2 separate regions of the Homo sapiens genome follow, and region 2 is linked to region 1. The links are chromatin loops, found by intact Hi-C in ENCODE. Cell type or tissue: heart right ventricle. All regions are shown on one strand. Links, peaks and the distances in the headings refer to the core of each region. The heading gives the core; the rest is flanking DNA. Region 1 holds the start of LOC102724227 (a long non-coding RNA gene). Region 2 overlaps LOC102724227 (a long non-coding RNA gene).

Region 1 (10,371 bases), core at 922-8,921:
TAAATGCAACAGCTTTCCTGAATTAATTTTGTTACACAAATATAATTCTTACCATACTGTTCTTATCTCCCTAGTCACTTTTCATTCTTATTTTAGAATATGTAAAGTGCCCTTGCTTTGCAAACACCATGTTCAGACTCCAAACTCATGCAAATAAAGAAGAATTTGTGGTGCGAATAGGATTTGCTAATTGGACAGATTTATTTTCTTCATTCCCTGGGAATGTGATCTGTGACCCTAATGGCATGCAAATGTAGCCTAAATTCAGAGGCAGTTGTGGCATGAGAGAGTGAGTTAACTTATTGGTATGTAAGACTGCTTTCTTATCAAACCTGGGAAAACCACTCAGCTAGGCAGCCAACAGGCTGATCTCAACACTGTGATTTGCAAACACAGTGACAGTGAAGTATCATATAAGGCTTATTACTGAAGATACTGGAAAATTCTATATACATTATATGTTTTTTAGCAGGGATATTGGAATAATTTCTCAATGCTTCCTAATAAATATTTTGCGCATTCACCTCAGTATTTCATTTTATACCTCATTTTTGGATAAAGTCTCCTTCTACAAAGAATTTTCCTTTTCTTTGGGAATTTCCTTATGACTAATTCCATTCTTGCCTTGAAAAATTCATGTTGAAGACTTCTGCTGATGAGCCATGTATAAGCTTGAAAACAGTTTGAAGACTTTAATAGTTTTGTGTTTTGTTTTTTTCTTTCTTAACTAAAAGACAATAGCCACCATACAGTTTTGTTTCTTCATTTATAGTTCGGGAAACTGAAACAAGGCCCAGATAATTTGAGTGCTTTTTTAAAACAATCATGCAACTTTAATCAATACTATAGTCCTGGCCCAGCATTATATTCACATTTTGTTCCATTTCCTCTATTATTACTAAGCCCATCAGGCAGATCTTAGGAGGGTTTAGACATGTGAGGGTTTGGACACAAAGGATATGGTTGAGCCAACACCTAATTTCAGAGAAGATGCTTGGAAAGAGCTTCTCACATTTCCATCATTATGGGGCAGCCCAGCTGTGCATTATGGCAGAAGTAGAATTGGATGTCAATTTTTTTCCCCTGTACCTTCTGATAATTGGAGGAACTTGCCCTAAGAAAGAAAGTCTCAACAGCTCCATTCTCATTTCTATTTCCAAGTTGCCGACAAGTGGGTGGTACTTTAAAAGAAAATAATCTACAATTTCTTAGTAAATCAAGGTAACTGTAATGCTCTCATAAGTTGTAACAAATCTTTGAAAAATATCTTCATATGGCTGATGAAGGGTAAAATTACTGAGACCTTGAGTGGGACGCTATAAAGAAGAGAAGTAAATCTTACCCTTCTTTCTTCTAGCAGTATACACACACTTTGACACAAGAAACTGTTCAAATCAACCAGAAAATAGCAATCTTAATACAAAAAATGGGTGAAGTATATAAAAACTTATAGAACAGAAAACCCAGAAGAACTAAGAAAAAAAGCATATGAAATCATCAAAGAAATGCAAATTAAAACTGCAATTAGTTTTATATCACACTTTTAAAAAGGCAAAAATTAGAAGCCAGTTTAGGTAAATTCTGGTTAGAGGGTGTGTGTGTGTGCGTGTGTGTGTGTGTGTGTGTGTTTAGAAGTCTCATACATTGCTAGTGGGAAGGTAGACAAGGGCTGCTGTCAGCCATGTGGCACTATTTAGTCAAATTAATCGCAGGCATGCCCTATGACTTAGCAATTCCATTCCTGGGTCTATTTTTTTCCAAAATGCTCACACTGCTCTGGAAGAAAACATGTGCAAGGATGTTCACTGCAGTGGCAGGAAGTTAGTTGCAATTTCGATGAATGAAAAGGTAAAGGTGGCAGATACACACCAAGGAGTACCAGGGACAGCTGCAAGTAATGGAGTAGACATACCCAGAGCAACATGAGTGGATCTTAAAAGCACACAGCTGGGTAACAAAGAGTAAGACACAGTGCGATTTATATCACAATAACAAATGCAAAAATTGAAAGGAGATGCTTACAAATTGCAGTATACATTTTTCAAGAACACATGCTCTTTTAAAAAAAAAATACACATTAAATGTATTAGAATGGTTGCCTGTGCAGAGAGGAGAAAAGAAATGAGCTATGGGGAATAAAAGAAAACAGGTGAATAAAAAAAGCTAAAACAAGGGAAATAAGAAAGCAAACCAAAAATAAACAACCAGAACCACAAAAGGAGGAAACTAAAGGGAAAACAAACAGAAGTAAAAAATTGTTTTATTTATTCAGAAGCAGCATGAGGTTAAAGCTGCCAAAGCTAAACTGAAATATGTCCCCACATTTTCCCTCTCCTCCGCTTGTGTCAGGGAGAGAGCACCACACTTCAACCTTGCCTTATGTAACTGTGAGTGGTCTGTTGTAATCAGATGAGGCTGAGTGCTGGGCAAGGGTGTGCTCTGAGCAAAGCAAGAAATGCCACTCATCTGGCTGGGGTTGAATTTCTCAAGACAAACACAAACTGGGATTGGAAAAAACAGATTATCTCTGTTTTCACCTAGGAGGTGATTGGAAAAAGTGAATTTGGCTTCATAGGCTGTCACTGTTACCAAAGGATTGTTTAGGAGAGATCAAAAGAGGCCAGGACCTGTAAGCAGTGTCAAATTCTAACTGGGAAATTGAAAAAGTTGTGTATTTCTTCTTACCAGATCAGTAGATTATGAAAACCTGACCATAAAGATATAGTATAACTGTACTGTGATTCACTCAAAATTCTAATAATTTTCTCTTCTATAAAACTGCTTCACAAAGGAGTGCAGAAATTTCCTGCCTCTCCAGTTGCCCCCTCTAATCCTCAACTTTGTTCATATCTATCTTGTTGCCTGGTCTAGTCTCCTGGTGGTGAAGAAAATTAACAAAAAGAAGTTGCTGAACTACTCATTTTTAAAATTTTTACTTATTATAGTTCAATGAATATGTCAGAAAAAGCAAAACCACAAAGATAAAAATCCATTTCTCTTTAAACAGAGTGTTAAATTAGAAGGAATTTAGCTGTAAAATTATTAGTGATATTTTTCTGGGAAATGACAGTATAACAGAAAATGAGTTGACACTTCTCAAATAGGTACTGTAGATGGTTTGGTGCCCTTGAAACACAATCACATGTATTCCCAGGATGCCCTGGAGTTTCTGGCACAAAGGACAGACAGCCGAAGACTTAATATTGGACAGCCAATTTACATCTACCCCAAGATATGTGATTCTGTGAAATAGAGTGCATTAGAAATGCACAGTTCATACTGCAGCACTAGAAAATACTATAGGCATTATGATAACCAAACTCAAAATATATACAATTACATTTTAAGCATATAATTAAAATACAACTTGTATGCACTGAAGCCAAAAGGTATTTGGAATGGCTATGTTGAGAGAATATGGAGTCAGTAGAATAGAACAGAGTCCCTCTTGATCCCTCTGTCAATGCTGTCCATCTACATCCAGAGTTAGAAACCTAGGTGTGCTGTCCGTCAAATTAAACTATTCTCTTTTTCTGCACGCCCACTCTATTAGCTTTCTTCTGGGAAAGCGACCATGTAGAAACTTCAAATGATGCCAACAGTAAACTCTCCCCAAAAGTCTACAGAATGTGAAAATATCTGAAACAAGTACAGTTCATCTACTGTTGGTGGAGCAAAGCATAAACTTTAACCCATACTGTGTTATAGTACTAGACATATCACAAAGAATTTACTTCCCATCAATTCATTCTACAAGTTATTGTCCTGAAAACATCCCTGTAACAGGAACTATAGACTGAAAAACAATATGAGTAATGATCTCTGCTCTCCAGGAGCTGAAGATCTTTTTTTTCTTTTTCTTTTTTGAGACAGAGTCTTGCTATGGACCTTTTAAAGAGCGATAGTTATTGTAACTTCAGGTGTTATCTCTATGTTTCCTGCAATTCAGAGATAATAATTTTAACAGAGAGCAATATTGAGAAATTAGTACCTTTGCTTCTTGTTCCTATAGATTCAATCAATACAAAGAATAAATAAAGCAATATTCCCCTTCATGGTAAGCAGGATCTAGAATCCCTTGTCCTAGAATTAACAGCTTTTTCTGATTCAGGTCCAGAGGAAGCGAATTAAGTTGGCTCATCTGAAGAGTGGCAGGAGATAGTGAGTTTTGTGTTTGGAAGTTAGAGATAAATGAAGCTAATCAAAGTCCAGCAGAGAAATCCATATTGTTCCTACCACATGCCAGGAAGTGTCAGGAACATTAATAGGGCAGCTTATGAAGCCAGGGGGAGAATTTCTCCCAAATCCAAGTGTGTGATTGAAATTGGACATTCTACTTTTCTTGTATTCAAATGTCATGCATCCGTTCATATCCATTTCATAAAAATAAACAAAGGTCTGGTTTACAAGATATCTGACTCTTAAAAAACCCTTCCACTTATTCTATGAATGCCTAGACAGATTATTTTCCATATTTCAGTCTTATAAAAGGCAAGAATATTTCCTCATTCGGTTAATAGCTAGTGAGCCCAATCTTTATGCCAGACTCTACATTACGCACTAGGAGCACAAAAGGAAATTGCACACTCTTCTTGTTCCTGGTAGGTCCCAGCTGAGAGGAGGATACTGGCATGTAAAGGACTAATTAGGCAAAAACTTCACACTGTGGGAGACGAAAGGAGAGCAAAAAACTCTCCCTCAGGAAGTTAGAGAAGGCTCACATAGTGAATGCTTCCACCACCCCCCACCCTCCCTGGAGGACTGAAGCACTCGTCCTCCAGCTGCCTCATCAAGATAAGGTTCCTTCCCAGGAGCAGACCACATGGGAAATCCTACCCCTTTGCCCCAGTTCAAGACAACTTTGCAGCATCATCCCAGCTTCCAAGTTCCCAGGAGGATTGACTAAGGCCTTTGTTATGACTGAATCAGCAGTTCCCCGTCCCCCTTCCAACCTAGGAGTAGGCAAATTTTTTCTGAAAGGGCTACAGAGTAAAATGTTTTAGGCTTTGCAGGCCACATAAGGTCAATTTCTGTCGGATAGCCTATTTTTTTTTTTAAACCCATTGAAAATGTAAAAACCATTCTTACTTATCTCAGGGCCAAATACAATCAGGCCATGAACCAGATTTGGTTTGTGGAATTTTGTTCCACCCTAAACAGCTTTTCTCACCTGCTCTCCACAGCTGTTAATCCCAAAAGGACCTCCCAGTAAACATCCGGCAAGCTAATCCCTGTCTCAATTCTATTTCCTGGGGAGCCTGAGGATTCAGTTTGACAAAGGAAGTACTTAGGACCCAAAGGTTTAACCAGGCTGGTGACACTGAAATTTACCTATGCCCTGTGGTTCTGAAAAGTAGCTTTCCAGAATTCCTCACCCTTTTTGTGTTCTGGGAAAGGGTTTACTGCAAAGAATCCCCTTCCCAGGTGACACATGAGACTCAAAATTCACTCTTTCTCCTAACTCACATAAGACTCACAAATGTTTCTGTATAACAAAGCCAGACCCTGAAAAACTGTCTTTGTTTCATAAATAATTAGCTGAACTGTTTATCCTCCCAAAACTAGCTTGACACAGAGATAAACATTTCTTGTTCATCTTGTCAGAGGCATTCGAACCAGAGCAACTTGAATACTGGCTGGATAAAATAAGGCTGAGACCTACTGAAGCAGGACATTTCACTGACCCCTTTGTGGAACTCGCAACAGGGGTGCCCCGTTTACTCAGCCCACAGCTCTCAACTCCTCATAGGAGGGAGTGAGCAAGCCAACAAGGCGGGAACTGGAATACACGAGTGCTAGAATCAGCTGGCTACTTCATAGCTGGCAAGAGCAAACTCCACTCACTCAGACCCGCTGCTTTCCACCCCTCGTCGGACAGGGCACACAGGTAAGCGGGTGCAGGAGCCAGGGTGAGTGCTACTGGGTGCTGGCAAGAGCAAACTCTGTGCATGCTCAGCGGCAGCACTGCGGGGGTGCCCACGACCCTTGAAGCCCCAGAGGGAGTGTTAGAGAGCTCTTTTCGCTCTTCCCTCCATGGACAGCTTAAGCGTTAACAGCTCAGTGTACCCTCTGCCTTTTCATGTGAGGCAGCTGCCTTCTGCCAACAAAGGCAAAGGGTCAGTGTGACAGTCTTTTTGCATCCACACTCACAGCTCCCGAGCTGTTGTCCAGTGTCCAGGAGAAATGAGATCATGTGAACAAATTGAAGGATGGTAAACGTGGGGGATATTATTGCAGATGAAAGTGGCTCTCAATGTGAAGGAGAGCTGCAAAGGGGATAAAGTGGGAAGGTATTCTTCCCCCAAAGTCCAGCTATCTCCTGCCGGATTCCTCTCTGAAGTTACCAGAGAAGCTGTCAATCTGTCCCTCTGAAGTCAAGCCACTTTTCTCCAACACCCAGCAGTAGTAGCCAACGTCCAGCTGCTTCTCCTCTCTCTGCCGGCTGGGTTTGGGGTTTTTACAGGCACAGAATGGGGCAGGGTGGGTCTATGGGTTGTGTTGGAAAAGGCAACATTCAAGCAGGAAAACAGCGATGTAAACTCTCACTTTGGGCTGCAGTCTCCGGCTTTTTGGCTTGAGGGTGGGGCCCTTACCAGGGACCTGCCCTCTTCTGCCCAGAATTTCTTTGCCGCCTGTCCCTATCACTACTGGGCTGCATTCCCAGGAGATTAGACATTCTAAGTCACAGGATGAGATAGGAGGTTGGCATAAAATACAGGTCATGAAGACCTTGCTGATAAAACAGGTTGCAGAAAAGAAGCCAGCCAAAACCCACCAAAACCAAGATGGTAACACAAGTGACCTCTAGTTGTCCTTACTGCTCATTATAATGCATTAGCATGCAGAAAGACACTCCCACCAGCACCATGACAGTTTACAAATGCCATGGCAATGTCAGGAAATTATCCTATATGGTCTAAAAAGGGGAGGAACCCTCAGTTTCGGGTATTGCCCACCCCTTTCCTGGAAAGCTCATGAATAATCCACCCCTTGTTTAGCATATAATCAAGAAATAACTATAAGTATCCTTATTTGAGCAGCCCGTGCTGCTGCTTTGCCTATGGAATAGTCATTCTTTTATTCCTATACTTTCTTAATAAACCTGCTTTCACTTTACTGTATGGACTAGCTCTGAATTCTTTCTTGCACGAGATCCAAGAACCCTGTCTTGGAGTCTGGATTGGAACCCCTTTCCAGTAACAACCTGACAGACTGAGTCTCCCCCTGATTACAAAAAAAAAAAAAAAAAAAAAAATCCTAACTGTGAAGTCATCCCACATATAGCTTAGACAAGCTCTTTGTTATAAAATCCAAGGCAAAACCACCCTGATGACACGCTCTGATCCTCAGATCTGGGGTGCTCTTGGTATTGCAAAATTCCAAATAAAATCAATCTCCCTACATGTTCTGGGTTTTAGTTTTTGTCTTTGTTTTTGCCTTTGCCTTTGACAGTGAGATGATGGCTGCAGGCAGAAGAAACGTAAGGTTCAAAGCACCAAAGTACAAAAGGATCTGATATTGTCACAGACTGAGAGATTTGATGTGGAGAGAGTATGGAGCTCTGGTGGGGGCCACAGTGCAAGGCTGGGGTAGTAAGTTAGAACAGGCTGAAGGGCCTTGATTCAACCACTAATGTGGTCATGTTCCTGAGGACCTTGGTGCAGTCCCCTCTTGGAGATAAAGAGGCTTGGCCACCATCCAGGCAAAAATAATTCCTTCAATAAAGAAAAAGACAGACTTTAAAAGTTATCACCAAGAAAACATGGTCCCCTAAGATAGAGGACTTCAACTGACAAATCCCTAAAATTTTGGAAGAATTTTAGAAAAATAGGTATCTTCTTGTACATTTTTAAGTTGATGTTTAAGATTTATCTTTTAAAAAGTGAAAAGTAACATGTAGTTTGAGACATATTGTAAATATCAACATTTTCAAATAAAATCTTTTTATCAGATTTTTTAAGTATGCAGCAGAATCTAAATACACTAGATTTATTCATTTTCTTAAAAAAAGACGAACACTTCCCTAATTTTATGTAGTTTCTTTCTCTGTTTGAACTTTCTATGTCATTTCACCAATACATTTTATACTAATTTAATACATTTTTATGCTGAAAAGTCTTTCACTGATTATTCTGTCATACATGTTTGCTACAAAAACATGTGTATGATTTTTTCCTGTGCCCACCAGTCTAAAAGATTTAAAAATTTTCTCTTCTATAAACAACTATTCAAAACAACATAAAGATATTAACAAATTTAATGTAATTTTAAAGATAAAAATTTAAACTTATTGAAAACACAATTCATACTGACATGGATCAAGCTCATTTATTTTGGATTAGTTTATATATCTATCAATGAATATTAGTTATTACTAGAAAGACAGAGTGTTCAGCATCCAGTCTATTTTTATTTTTACTTCATAGATATGAGCAATGAGCAACGTTGATCAGAAAAAAAGTGAATGGGAAAGAGTTTTCTTATGACAATATCACTCAGTTCTTTAAATTCTTCTGAATTTTATACCAAAAAAATCACAGTAGTCTATCATCAAACATTATTTTTAATAATATGTCAATGGACACTTTGTTAGCCAGCCCTTCTGTTATATTGAAAGCAAACAATAAGAAACCAATATATTTGAAAATGGACTTGTTATTCTATTATTAGAGCCACTGACATCCTCAATTTCTGAAAGGAAGAGCGCTAAGAGCACAAAGTCTTTACCATGACTCACTCAATGACAAGCCTATACCAGTGGCTCTTTCACTGAAAGGGGTTGTGTTTAATTCAATATATTTAGGCAGGGAGGGAGAAATTAAAATATTCAACTCAATGCATCTTTGAAAACTGTCAACATCCAGGAACAAAATGCAGTGTTATGCTCATTTAATTAGTGGGAAATATCCACCATATAACCTAATTAAGCAAGCCAACCCACATTTAATAATGTCAGCCATCAGCCACTCTTAAAAAAAAATCAGACCTCAAGTTTTAACTTCCAGTAAAAGGATAATACACGTATTTTCAGAAATATAAAATTCACTGTGAAATAAATTAGAAGTCATATCTTGTAATGTAAGTTACTAAAAGCAACCAAGACTGCAATTTTTCATATCTACATAATGTAATTTATCATTTTCTAATAAATTGACATGATCAAATGCCATTTTTATTTCTTAATTTGCAAGACTAAATTATGAGTTATTTATAGTGAGGAGTCTGATATATATATACATGAACTATGTATAAAGTATAGTTAACAAATCTCTAATCAAAATTGTCTATGTATTTTATTTTAAAAATTATATGTACTACTAAAAATTACTTAATCCAGCAGTTAGTTTCAATTATATTTTCCTAGTAGGAAGTAGAAAATATTAAATATTTTAGAGATGAAACAAGATTAGACTGACAGAAATCAGAATAATTATTTTATGAAATGATTTCAGAAAATAAGTTTAACTACTTCAGCATATGAGAAACTCCAATCTGAAAAAAAAAATCATGTAACAGTTTTTATCTACTATCTTAAGGAATTTGACAGTTCCAGAACACTTTTCAGTTGCATATAAAATAATCAACAGCCTAATTTGTAGTCATTTGCCTCCTCACTTCAAGCTAGCAACAGCTTGAAGCTGACCGTGTCAAGCAAGCGTATCAATGCCATTTTTCCAATAGCCTGTGCTCGCTTTACGTCTCTGTGACACATTTTGGTAATTCATGCAATATTTCAAATTTTGCATTATTATCACATCTTTTATGATGATATGTGATTTTTTTTTTTGACAGACTCTCACTCTGTCTCTCAGGCTGGAGTGCAGTGGTGCGATCTCAGCTCACTGCAACCTCCATCTCCTGGGTTCAAGAGACTCTTCCGCCTCTGCCTCCTGAGTAGCTGGGATTACAGCCATCCATCACCACACACGGCTAATTTTTTTTTTTTTTTTTTTGTATTTGCAGTAGAGATGGGGTTTCACCATGTTGGCCAGGCTGGTCTCAAAATCCTGGCCTCAGGTGATGCACCCACCTCGGCCTCCCAAATTGCTGGGATTACAGGCGTGAGCCACCACACCTGGCAGTGATTTTTGATATTGCTACTGACACTGTAATCGCACATGCAAGACAGCAAATTTAATTGATAAATATTGTGTGTTCTGACTGCTTCACAGACCAGCAATTGTCCCATCTTTCTCCCTCTCCTTGGGCTCTCCTATTCCCTGAGACAAAACAATATTGAAATTGGGCCAATTAATAACCTATAAATAGCCTCTAAGTGTTCAAGTGAAAAGAAGAGTCACATATCTCTTATTTTAAATCAAGAGCTAGAAACAAGCTTATGAGGAAGACATGTTAAACGTCAAGATGGGC
Region 2 (10,371 bases), core at 1,340-9,339, 52 kb after region 1:
GAGTCCTCTTCAGTTTTACTCAACAGTGTTTTGTAGTTTTCTGTGTATAGGTTTTGGAAATCCATAATTAAATTTATCCTTGGGTATTCTATGGTTCTTTGTTATTATGAATTGTATTTTTTATCTCATTTCCCAATTGTTTTGCTGGTATACAGAAATATAATTTATTTACCTATATGGACCTGGAAAATTACAGCTTTGTTAATTAAATTCAACTAGTTATATTAGTTGTTTTGCAGATTCCTTAGGATTTCTACATTTTAAAAATAAAGTCATCTAAGAATAAATAATTTTTATTCTTTCCAACTTTGAATGCTTAATTTCCTTTTTGTATTGTATTGCCCTGGTTAAGCCTTTCAGTACAATGTGGAATAGAAGTAGTTAGCACCGAGATCCTTTCCTTGTTCTTCATCTTAGATGAACAGCATTCAGTCTTTTGCAATTCAATAGGATGTTAGCGCGTAGGATTTCTACGAGTAGCCCACTGATCTTTTTAGAATAATGAGATCCGGTCACTCCTTTGCCCAGTTCTCCAGTGGTTTCCCAAATCATTTAAAATAATTTCATAAATCCTTAAAGTGACCTACATAATCTGGTTTTCTATAATCTCTCTGAATTCAGATTCTCCCCTCCTCCCCATCGCCAGTCACCACATTGGGTGTTTTGCATGGGGCACTACACACAGGCCCCATCTCAGTACTTTGGCCCTTCTTGTTCCCGCTCCCTGAAGTGCTTCTTTTACCCTAGACAGCCACAGAGGTCACTCTTTCTTGTCTCTGCTATTTTTTCTTTTTTTTTTTTTTTGAGGCGGAGTCTCACTCTGTCGTCCAGGCTGGAGTGCAGTAGTGCAATCTTGGCTCACTGCAAGCTCCGCCTCCCGGGTTCACGCCATTCTCCTGCCTCAGCCTCCGGAGTTGCTGGGACTACAGGCGCCCGCCACTAAGCCCGGCTAATTTTTTTTTTTGTATTTTTAGTAGAGACGGGGTTTCACCATGTTAGCCAGGATGGTCTCGATCTCCTGACCTCGTGAGCCGCCTGCCTCGGCCTCCCAAAGTGCTGGGATTATAGGCGTGAGCCACCACGCCCAGCCTCTCCGCTGTTTCTAAGATACAGAAATTTCACCATATTAGCTTTCTTGACCACTTTATATAAAATAGGAACCCCTTCCCTAGCTTGCCTAAGTATTTCTATCTCCCTTATACTGTTTATTTTTCTTCAAAGAACTTATTGCCATCTGACATATTATATACTTCTTTCTATATTTATTTACATGTCCTTTCCCACTATCATGTAAGATCATTGAGTGTGGGGAATTTTTCTATGAGAAAATGGGGCATATAGTTAGTGTTTTAGAAGTATTGAATGGAAAAAAAAAAAAATATATATATATATATATATATATATAAAATTTATGTTTGGGTATAAATGACACTCTCCCTGCTAGTTGCTATACTGATAGGGATAATGGGAAGCAAAATCATTACTGTCATCATCCACATAATCCAGAAATACTACAATCTTAAGTAATTTAAATCATACTATAATCTTCTTAGTATTATAGTATGAGTATTGGGTTTTGGCAATTAAAGTAGGGAATGAGGCCAGATTCTGGGATATAACTACCAATGGCATGATTGTCATAACTGAGTCCATGGAAGACATCTCATTTAACATCATTTTAAAATTTCCTTTCAGTAGGGACAGGGTCTCACTATGTTGCCCAGGCTGGTCTTGAACTCCTGAGCTCAAGCAGTCCTCCTGCCTCAGCCTTCCAAAGTTCTGGAATTACAGGTATAAGCCACCACACCAAGCCCCTATTGCCATCTTGGAGACCCATTTTTCTCCATAATTCAAGAAATACTGCTGTGAACTTCATCAACCCCACATCTCTTTCTAATTGACCATTGACTATGATTTTTTAATTTTAATTGGACACAAGGTCTTCCTCTGTTGCCCAGGCTGCAGTGCAGTGGTGAGATCATAGCTCACTGCAGCCTTGAATTTCTAGGCTCAAGTGATCCTTCTGCCTCTGCCTCCTGAATGGCTGGGACTACAGGTGCGCAACACGACACCTGGCTATTTTTTTTAAATTTTTTGTAGAGATGGGGTCTCACTATGTTGCCCAGGCTGGTCTCGAACACTAGGCCTCAAGGTATACTCCTGCCTTGGCCTCTCAAAGTGCTGAGATTATAGGCATAAGCCATCTTGCCTGGCCGACAATGGTTTCTTAAAGCACTGTTGATTGTAAAACTTATATTAAATAAAGACTCTCGCTCCGCAGAACTGTGTATGGCCCACTCTGGCAAATACTTGACAATTGTTTACCCTTATGAATTCTTGAATTCAGGCCCCAACTAGACCCATCTGGAGTATCTGTTATCTTATTTTTTATAAGGTGATCTGTTTTCCAATATTATAATGCTCCTAGTTCATCAGTTCATTGGAGGTGACTTCTAAGTTCTGTTACTGATCTGTAGGGAATGTTATGAAGACTCTCAAAATCTTAAAAATAGATGAACTAATGTTACTCCTGAAGGAATAGTTGCAAAAGGGATCTGTCAGCAATGGAAGCAGAGAAAAAGGAAGGTTACAAGAGTTAACATTACACCCCTACAAAAGAAATCCCCAGCTTAGTGACTGGATCGGCTTTGTTCCATAGTTGTGTATAACCCATTTATTGTGGAAATTAATGCATGAAACAATCTTAGACTGATATAACAAAATATTGAATGCACGTTATTAAAACTTTCTGATTATAATGGTGTGCAGGACAGAATAAACTACCCAGAGAATGAAAGTGGTCTTGTCAACTGTTTCTCTCTTCCTTTCATATTTTTATTATACATTTACAGGATTTTACTGTCATGCCATATCAGGGGAGTCAAGTCTAGACAAAGATAACCTATATTCCCAAATGAACATTCTGAACAAGATTTATATAAGATATAGAAAAGCTCTTATTTTATTGCAATACGGCCAGCTTTATAGTAGGTCTTAGGAGCTGATAAAAAATGTGACTTTGGGTCAGGAGCAGCGGCTCACTCCTGTAATTTCAGCACTTTGGGAGGTTGAGGCAGGTGGATCACGTGAGCCCAGGAGTTCAAGATCAGCCTGGGCAACATAGTGAGACTCCGTCACTACAAAAAATACAAAAATTAGCTGGGCATGGTGATGCACATCTGTAATCCCAGCTACTCAGGAAGTTAAGGCAGGAGAATTGCTTGAACCCGGGAGGTGGAGGCTGCGGTGAGCCAATATTTCACCACTGTCCTCCAGCCTGGGTGCCAGAGCGAGACTCTGTCTCAAAGAAAAAAAAAAAAAAGTGACTTCATGTCATGTGTAGTTCATATAAATAAGTTCAATTTATAAGCTCTTTTCCCTGGAAAGTGGTGATCCACTTAAGAATCCATGGTCACAATTTTGGTACTGGCTACTGAGTGGCTAAAGTCTCAGAGAAGAAGGCCCTTTTTAAAGCAAGACTTAGCAATCAGTGCACATGCACGTGTTGAAAGTACTTGACATAGTCTTTATTTAAAACGTTTTATTTAAAACAACCATTTACTAATTGCTCTTGATTGTCAGCCTCTGCAGCTGGATTACTTTTCCCAATCTGCATGGTATATCATCTCACAAGAAAGGACTGTGATTTTGTTTCATCTGCTGATGACATCAATAAAATGCATAGTAAATCACCACTACTATGTTGTTTCAAGAAAGTATAGTGTGTTCACTAGAAACCATATCATGCCCTGTATTATTTTTTATTTTCTTGACTAATTAAATTAGGAAATATCCATGTTTTATTGACTGTAGAATTTAATATATAATATAATAATCATGATGAGTAGCCCCAAACTGAAAACAACACTGAGACATGCCACCCTCATTCCACAGTGATTTTTAAAAATATTTTCTACTTAGATGTATGTAAATAATAGGTACCAGCATGATACTGAGACCATCCTGAGAGAACAGACCCACACATTCCTTCAGGAGAAAATGTATCTGAGAAAACTGAAACATCTCCTAATCATAAAACAGTTCTTAACTAGCTCTAGGCTCTAATTTTAATGCAAACTATAAACTTTAGTCACTTACTCATGTATGATTGAAGATTTATCTTTTGCTGATTTTATTTTAACAGAAATAATCCTCATAAAGAATGAAGAGGCAGCCAAAAAGAGCCTTAAAGGAGAATTTCAAAATAGATATCTTGGTAGCAGGAAGGAAAATATAATTTATGGGTAAACATCTTTTGAACATTTCTATATAATCAAACTTTAGTAGGAAAAGCAATGTCCAATAATAACTGAATTGACTATTGAACATTATTTCTCTAAATGCAAAATAAATATAGAAGTATTCTTTCTCCATCATAGAAACTGACTTAGCTTTTCTATTTTTATTCATATATTTATATTCACCTCCCATTATTTTGTTCTACAAAGAAGTTGAGGCACATGATGAAGCTGCTGTATATGATATGATTACAAAAACTAAGGTACTTCAGGAACTATCATTGATAAAGTTTATGATTATTAAACAAAATAAATCTAGCAATGTTGAGCATATCAAAGTTAAATTAAGTTCAAGTTATACTCTTATGCCTGAGAATACAATGGATAAAGACCAGTATCTCAGGTTCTAGTTCTTAAGTTAGAGAACATAAGATACTGGTCTTTATCCAGCCAAAAGATATAATTAACTCTTAGCATATATACTTTTCAGTCATTAAGTTCATGAAAAAGACTTCATTTGATTTTAAAACTTCATAATTAGATTAACTCTATCATCAGATATGTCTTTGATTATTCTCATTTACATGAATTTGCTCTCACCTATCATGGTATAGATTTATCCTATGTGCTACTTTATCCTTTGTGCTCTGTTGAGGTTTCACAAATCAGTTCATATCACCTAAATTGATCAATCTGAATTTGATTATAGACCTAAGGTAAGGCAACACACCTATAGAATACTGTTTTAATCCATACGGCCATACATTTATTGTAGCAGCTATTTAGTTTATACTAATGAAAAACCTCTAAGCCTAATAAATTATAAATATCTTAAATTTGGGCACTTGAAACAGAATGAGAATCTTAATTTAACCTCATTTTGTGTTCATACAAAGACTAAAGAGCTAAAAATTGGTCTAAAAATTTGGCATCCATTATTCATATCCAGTTAGTGTTCTGCTATTATTGTGCCCAGAAGAAAGTGATTAATGCATGGGAAGCACCAAGGTCAAATTTATTTTGGGTACAACATAATGTACCTCTATATTTCAGACTGCTGTCATGGCATGAATTCTTAATATCCTCATAACATTAACTTCATGTTCAATCACAATTTAGAAAGTATTAATGTTTCTACCATGTTAAGATATAGAAACAATTGGAGATATAGAACAAAAAAAAAGCTATCAACTAGTTATATTTCAAATAGTGTATTTTTTTGAAAGTGATTATACCATACATCAGTTTTTAAAATATTTCAGGTACATAATAGCTTTTTCCTGTCCCAGAAGCCCAGCCTATGGAAAAGAAAAAACACTGTCACTTCCACTTCTAATCTCACTCTATTTTCAAATAACCTTAGCATAACACAGCTTTAGCTCATTAACAATAGATATCCATCACTTTTCAAATTAGATATGCTTCTTTGAATTTAGCTGCAATGCGAATTTATACAGATTTAAGTCCGATATTTTTCAGTGACCTCCCAAATATAATAGAAAATGTGATATCATTGAAAAGTTCCTTCTGTAAACTCTGGTCACAAAGCATGTTAAAGATGCAGTGAGAACATGGCCACAAGAGGCTCCCTTGCCATGGAGCACTGCGTGTTTCCAAAGACCCTCACCTCTCGCTGCTCAGGGAGAAGCCCCTGGGCCTTATGCCCCTCAGGGTGAGAGCTGCAGGTCCTGACACTCACCAGTCCAGATAGGGCTGCAGGGAGGCCTGGGATAGAGACAGTTTCCCCAGTCAGAAAACTTAGCTTTGGTCCAGAGCCCACTCAAAACTCCCTCAATAGACTCAGGCAGGCTAATGATCAAGGGCATGATTCTTAAATCTAAAATCCTGAAATTCAAAAAGTTCTAAAGCTCCAAACTCTTTTGGCAGCGAAGCTGAAATGACCTGAGTCATTTGGCTGCAAAACCTGACCTGCATTCGCGTAAGGCTATTTACAGACATTTTTTATCTCACGTTAGGTGAACGTTATTGTTTTTCTGCCAAAATATGAATCTGTTTGATTACAGGGAGCCCCAGGCCTTGCTGGGACTGTTTATATAGTACGTGATATTTGCACTGTATTGTCTTCTAAATTCTGGTACCCAAAATATATGTGGCACCAAGGCATTTGGATAATAGGAAAATAATGTCTTATGAAATTATATGGAAATGAATTTAAATATTGCAATCTACTGCTACGTACTAATTATATGACTTTGGACAAATTATCTAATGTCCTTAACCTTGTTCTTATCTTTAAAAAGTGAAGAAATCAAATCACGCTCAAATGCTTTGATGGTATTTGCCTAACTCGGGAATCACTTTTCCAACACTATCTTTTCCTAAAAAATCACTTCCCCCTCCCTCCATCTGCCCTCACTAAATATCAGAACTCAGTGGCTTATGGCTAGATCCCCACATGCACGTGTTCCAAATGTTGCTCAAGTCCTTTTGTCTAGATATTTACAATGTCTAATAGAGCTAAACCACAACAGCATATTTATCTATGTATTACCACAATCTAGATGTGTGTTCCTCAAGACAAGAATCATGGTGTTTCGCACCTGCACATGTTGTTGGGGGGAAAAGACTATAGTCTCAGAATCTGAAATATGACTATCCCAGATAAAAAACAGATGGCAGAGAATAAGAAGGGAAGTTCATATCCACCAGAGGCTGGAGACCACCTCAGCCCAATTTCTAAATCCACTAGATTTACAAACTTTTCTCTACAGTGAGCTCAGTCTAAAACCACCCCACTCCCGCTGTCTTGATGTTAACCAGCAAGGGGCTCTGTGAAACTTACATAGGGGAAAGAACCCTATGCTACTGGGCAGAAGAGAAAAGGTAGTTCCCAGTTAGGAAATATCAAGAAGAGGTTGCCATAATTGTCCAAGAAAATGGTGAACACCCATAGAAGTTCAGTTTTCATCCAGGATAGCCAAACACTATGACCTTTTCTGGTTTTTGATATTTTAACCAGCTCTATGAGCTATGAAGACTCAGTTCATAGAAAGATGGACTCACAGAAAAATGTCCAATAAATTTTTCTCTGATACTAAATGTAACATGTTCAGTAGTGAAAGGCGTAGCATATAATATCTGAGTGTCTGGAGAGACCTGAGAAATTATCTAATATCATTTAACAAATAAAAAACTGAAGCTCAAAGAAGACTAGTAACTTGATTAAAACTGACAGAGCTGGTAAAAAAAGAGCCGGAAGGATTCAAATTCTTCTGTTCATTAAAAGAAAATAATAAATAAATGACAGGCTATGATTCCACTGAAAAATATTTGTATTAAAAATAAGTATCCTTGGACACAGAGTAGTGGTATTGTGTGGGCAATGGAGTTGGAGACCTAGCGTTAGAAGTGGTTCTTCCAGGAACTTAGGCAAAGCAAAAATCTAAGGCCATGCCAGTTGTGAGGTGTTCGGATGCCATAGTTCTTTCCCAGTAACATCAAAGTAATATAATCTCCAAAGATAAGAACCAAAGAAGACATCTGACATAAGAATCTGATCCAATGGCTTTAAACATTAAATTGAATATTAAATAGAAGAGATTTTAGCCTGATGCTAAGATTTGAATGTATGGTGTATTTAAACCTATGGCTGAGTATATTTTTAAATTATAAAAAAATGATATTTTCTCTGCTGGGAAATTATTAGGAATTCTAATTTTATGCATACTGCAAGTCTTCAACTATTTATGACTGTTCAAAAGAAACCATGCTGAGCTTCTCTGTCAATGACTTCTAATCAGAGAAGCCTTCTATAAGCTTAGCATAAATAGGTGATGAGAGCAATGAAAGGGCATCACCGTTTGTCGCAACACTTGACATTTAATATTACTGTCACAGATGCAGGCCTCCTGGGAGAGGAAAGGAGAAGTTATTAAGACGAGGGACTTAAGAATACTTTATAAAATCCTACCCTCTTGATTTTATTTGATTTTTTTTTTAATATTGAACTCACCCTGTTTGGAGAACCCCTCCTCCTTTTTTCTTGCTTATGTCAATTTCATTCTTTCAACTTTTCCCATTGGCTTGTGCTTCCTTCTGTTAAATTGACATGCCATGAATCTTTTAGATATCAATTCTCAGTAGAAATCGTCCAATGTTATTGAAAACTGTGTGCTTGCTTATTTGAACTTTATTATTTTTTCCCTCTACATACCATTTACTTCAAACCATGTAATAGACTTTAAAACATGTGTTCACATTATCTTTGGGGGAAGTGCTCTTACCCCATGGGACAGTATAACAGCAAGCTTTGCTCAAAGATTCTTATAAAACATTAGGGGGTGATTATGTGAATTACCAAGGACTTTGTAAAAGCTACACCCCTGGTGCATTTAAGTGTTTATTTACTGAACTCTCTTATGAGGAAAGTGGCTTAAGTAGCCACTGCCAAATGGCGGCCAATCATAAGAGAAAAGACATCTAGGACAATACAGAGTGATCAGCAGGAAAATGGCATTGCATTGCAGTTAGTATGCAACGCATCATTTAGGCAAAGCAGAATATTTCTAGAGATACCGTAGTCCAGTTCACCTTAAATAGGAAAAGTACTAACTATAGGTGTAAAATGATCCTGCTACTTCTGGTTAATTCAGTACCACATGAAGTATAGTTTAATTGTTGCCAAGAATCAGAAAAAGAGCCTTTAAAAAACCAATTGGACACTATAGTATATCTTATACATTAAACTTATAGTTCCTTTCCATACTGTTAATGATCCAACCCATCTTAAGCCCTATTGAGGCAACTGAAATAGACATTACTCTGTTAAGTGAGCAATGATTATGACTGCTTTTAATAATGTATTATTCATATCTTACAGAAACAAAGACTTCTTATATGCAGTGGATTTTTTAATCTCAAGGATGACAATATTTATCATAAAAAGTATGTTAAATAACACATGTATGACATGAATATGTTATATTCTGAATTTGAGGAAAAACTATCCCTATAAACAGGAATTTGCCCTTTCATGTTAATAATCATTTAGCTGGGTGAGCAGCTTAGACTAGCATGGGTGATTCAGAGGGGCATTGAGGAGATCATGCTGAGCTTGGAATTGCAGTTTATGAGAGAAAGCATGGTTCAAGAATGGACGATCCAGGCAGAGACCAATATCACATAACATTTCATGAATTTACTAAATGAGAACATATAAACAGCTCACTCACAAAGTTGAATATTAGTTTTGAACCCAGACACAATGCATACTTACTACTTTTTTTTTTTTTTTTTTTGAGACAGAGTCTCGCTCTGTCACCCAGGATGGAGTGCAGTGGCGCCATCTCGGCTCACTGCAAGCTCTGCCTCTTGGGTTCACACCATTCTCCTGCCTAGCCTCCTGAGTAGCTGGGACTACAGGTGCCCGCCACCACGCCCGGCTAATTTTTTGTGGTTTTTTTTTAGTAGCGACGGGGTTTCACTGTGTTGGCCAGGATGGTCTCAATCTCCTGACCTCGTGATCCACCTGCCTCGGCCTCCCAAAGTGCAGAGATTACAGGCGTGAGCCACTGCGCCCGGCCATACTTACTACATTTTAGAGAGTAGAATTATTGGCCGTGTGTGGAGGCTCACGCCTGTAATCCCAGCACTTTGGGAAGCTGAGGCGGGCGGATCACCTGAGGCTGGGAGTTCGAGACCAGCCTGACCAACATGGAGAAACCCCATCTCTATTAAAAATACAAAATTAGCCGGGTGTGGTGGTGCATGCCTGTAATCCCAGCTACTTGGGTGGCTGAGGCAGGAGACTTGCTTGAACCTGGGAGGCAGAGGTTGCAGTGAGCTGAGATTGTGCCATCGCTCTGCAGCCTGGGAAACAAGAGTGAAACTCTGTCTCAAAAAAAAAAAAAAGAAATTAGAATTATTTTTGGCACAAGAAAGAGAGAAAGATCAGACACGCTTGGACTGGTTCAAATTTGTATTTCTGCTTTACTGACTGGCTCTGTGGAGACGCGGTGGCTGCTCTCGGTCTTTCAACTGGTCCACGTAGCCTTTACATGGATACAGACTACTGATTCCATAAATAGAGAAATTTCCAGATGGTCCCACCTCAGGGGGAGTCATTTGACTCATGACTGGCACACAACACTGAAAATGCTGGAAAGATGGCAAA

Evidence for each region. Peaks named below come from ENCODE experiments on the same cell type or tissue, not always from the same donor. Only the 100,000 strongest peaks of a DNase experiment are listed, where the experiment ranks them.
Region 2: it touches region 1 in a loop (2.0-fold over the local background); 1 of 110 quality-filtered maps calls a loop at or near these places.

What each region holds. Positions count from the first base shown.
Region 1 is chr12:18,747,884-18,758,254 of GRCh38, forward strand. It overlaps LOC102724227 (a long non-coding RNA gene), which reads left to right and starts at 5,277. Exons shown (of 6, transcript XR_001749032.2): 1 at 5,277-5,887. RefSeq lists an enhancer at 5,506-6,077. In heart right ventricle, for the core only: no CTCF peak of the experiment used is centred there; DNase peaks (open chromatin) are centred at 4,822, 5,908 and 6,077; H3K4me3 peaks cover 1,573 bases; H3K27ac peaks cover 5,443 bases.
Region 2 is chr12:18,799,861-18,810,231 of GRCh38, forward strand. The region is part of intron 4 of LOC102724227 (a long non-coding RNA gene); the gene reads left to right. Among named protein-coding and RNA genes, the nearest start is that of CAPZA3, 67 kb to the left of the region's middle. In heart right ventricle, for the core only: CTCF peaks have their summits at 5,816 and 6,015; no DNase peak of the experiment used is centred there; H3K27ac peaks cover 380 bases.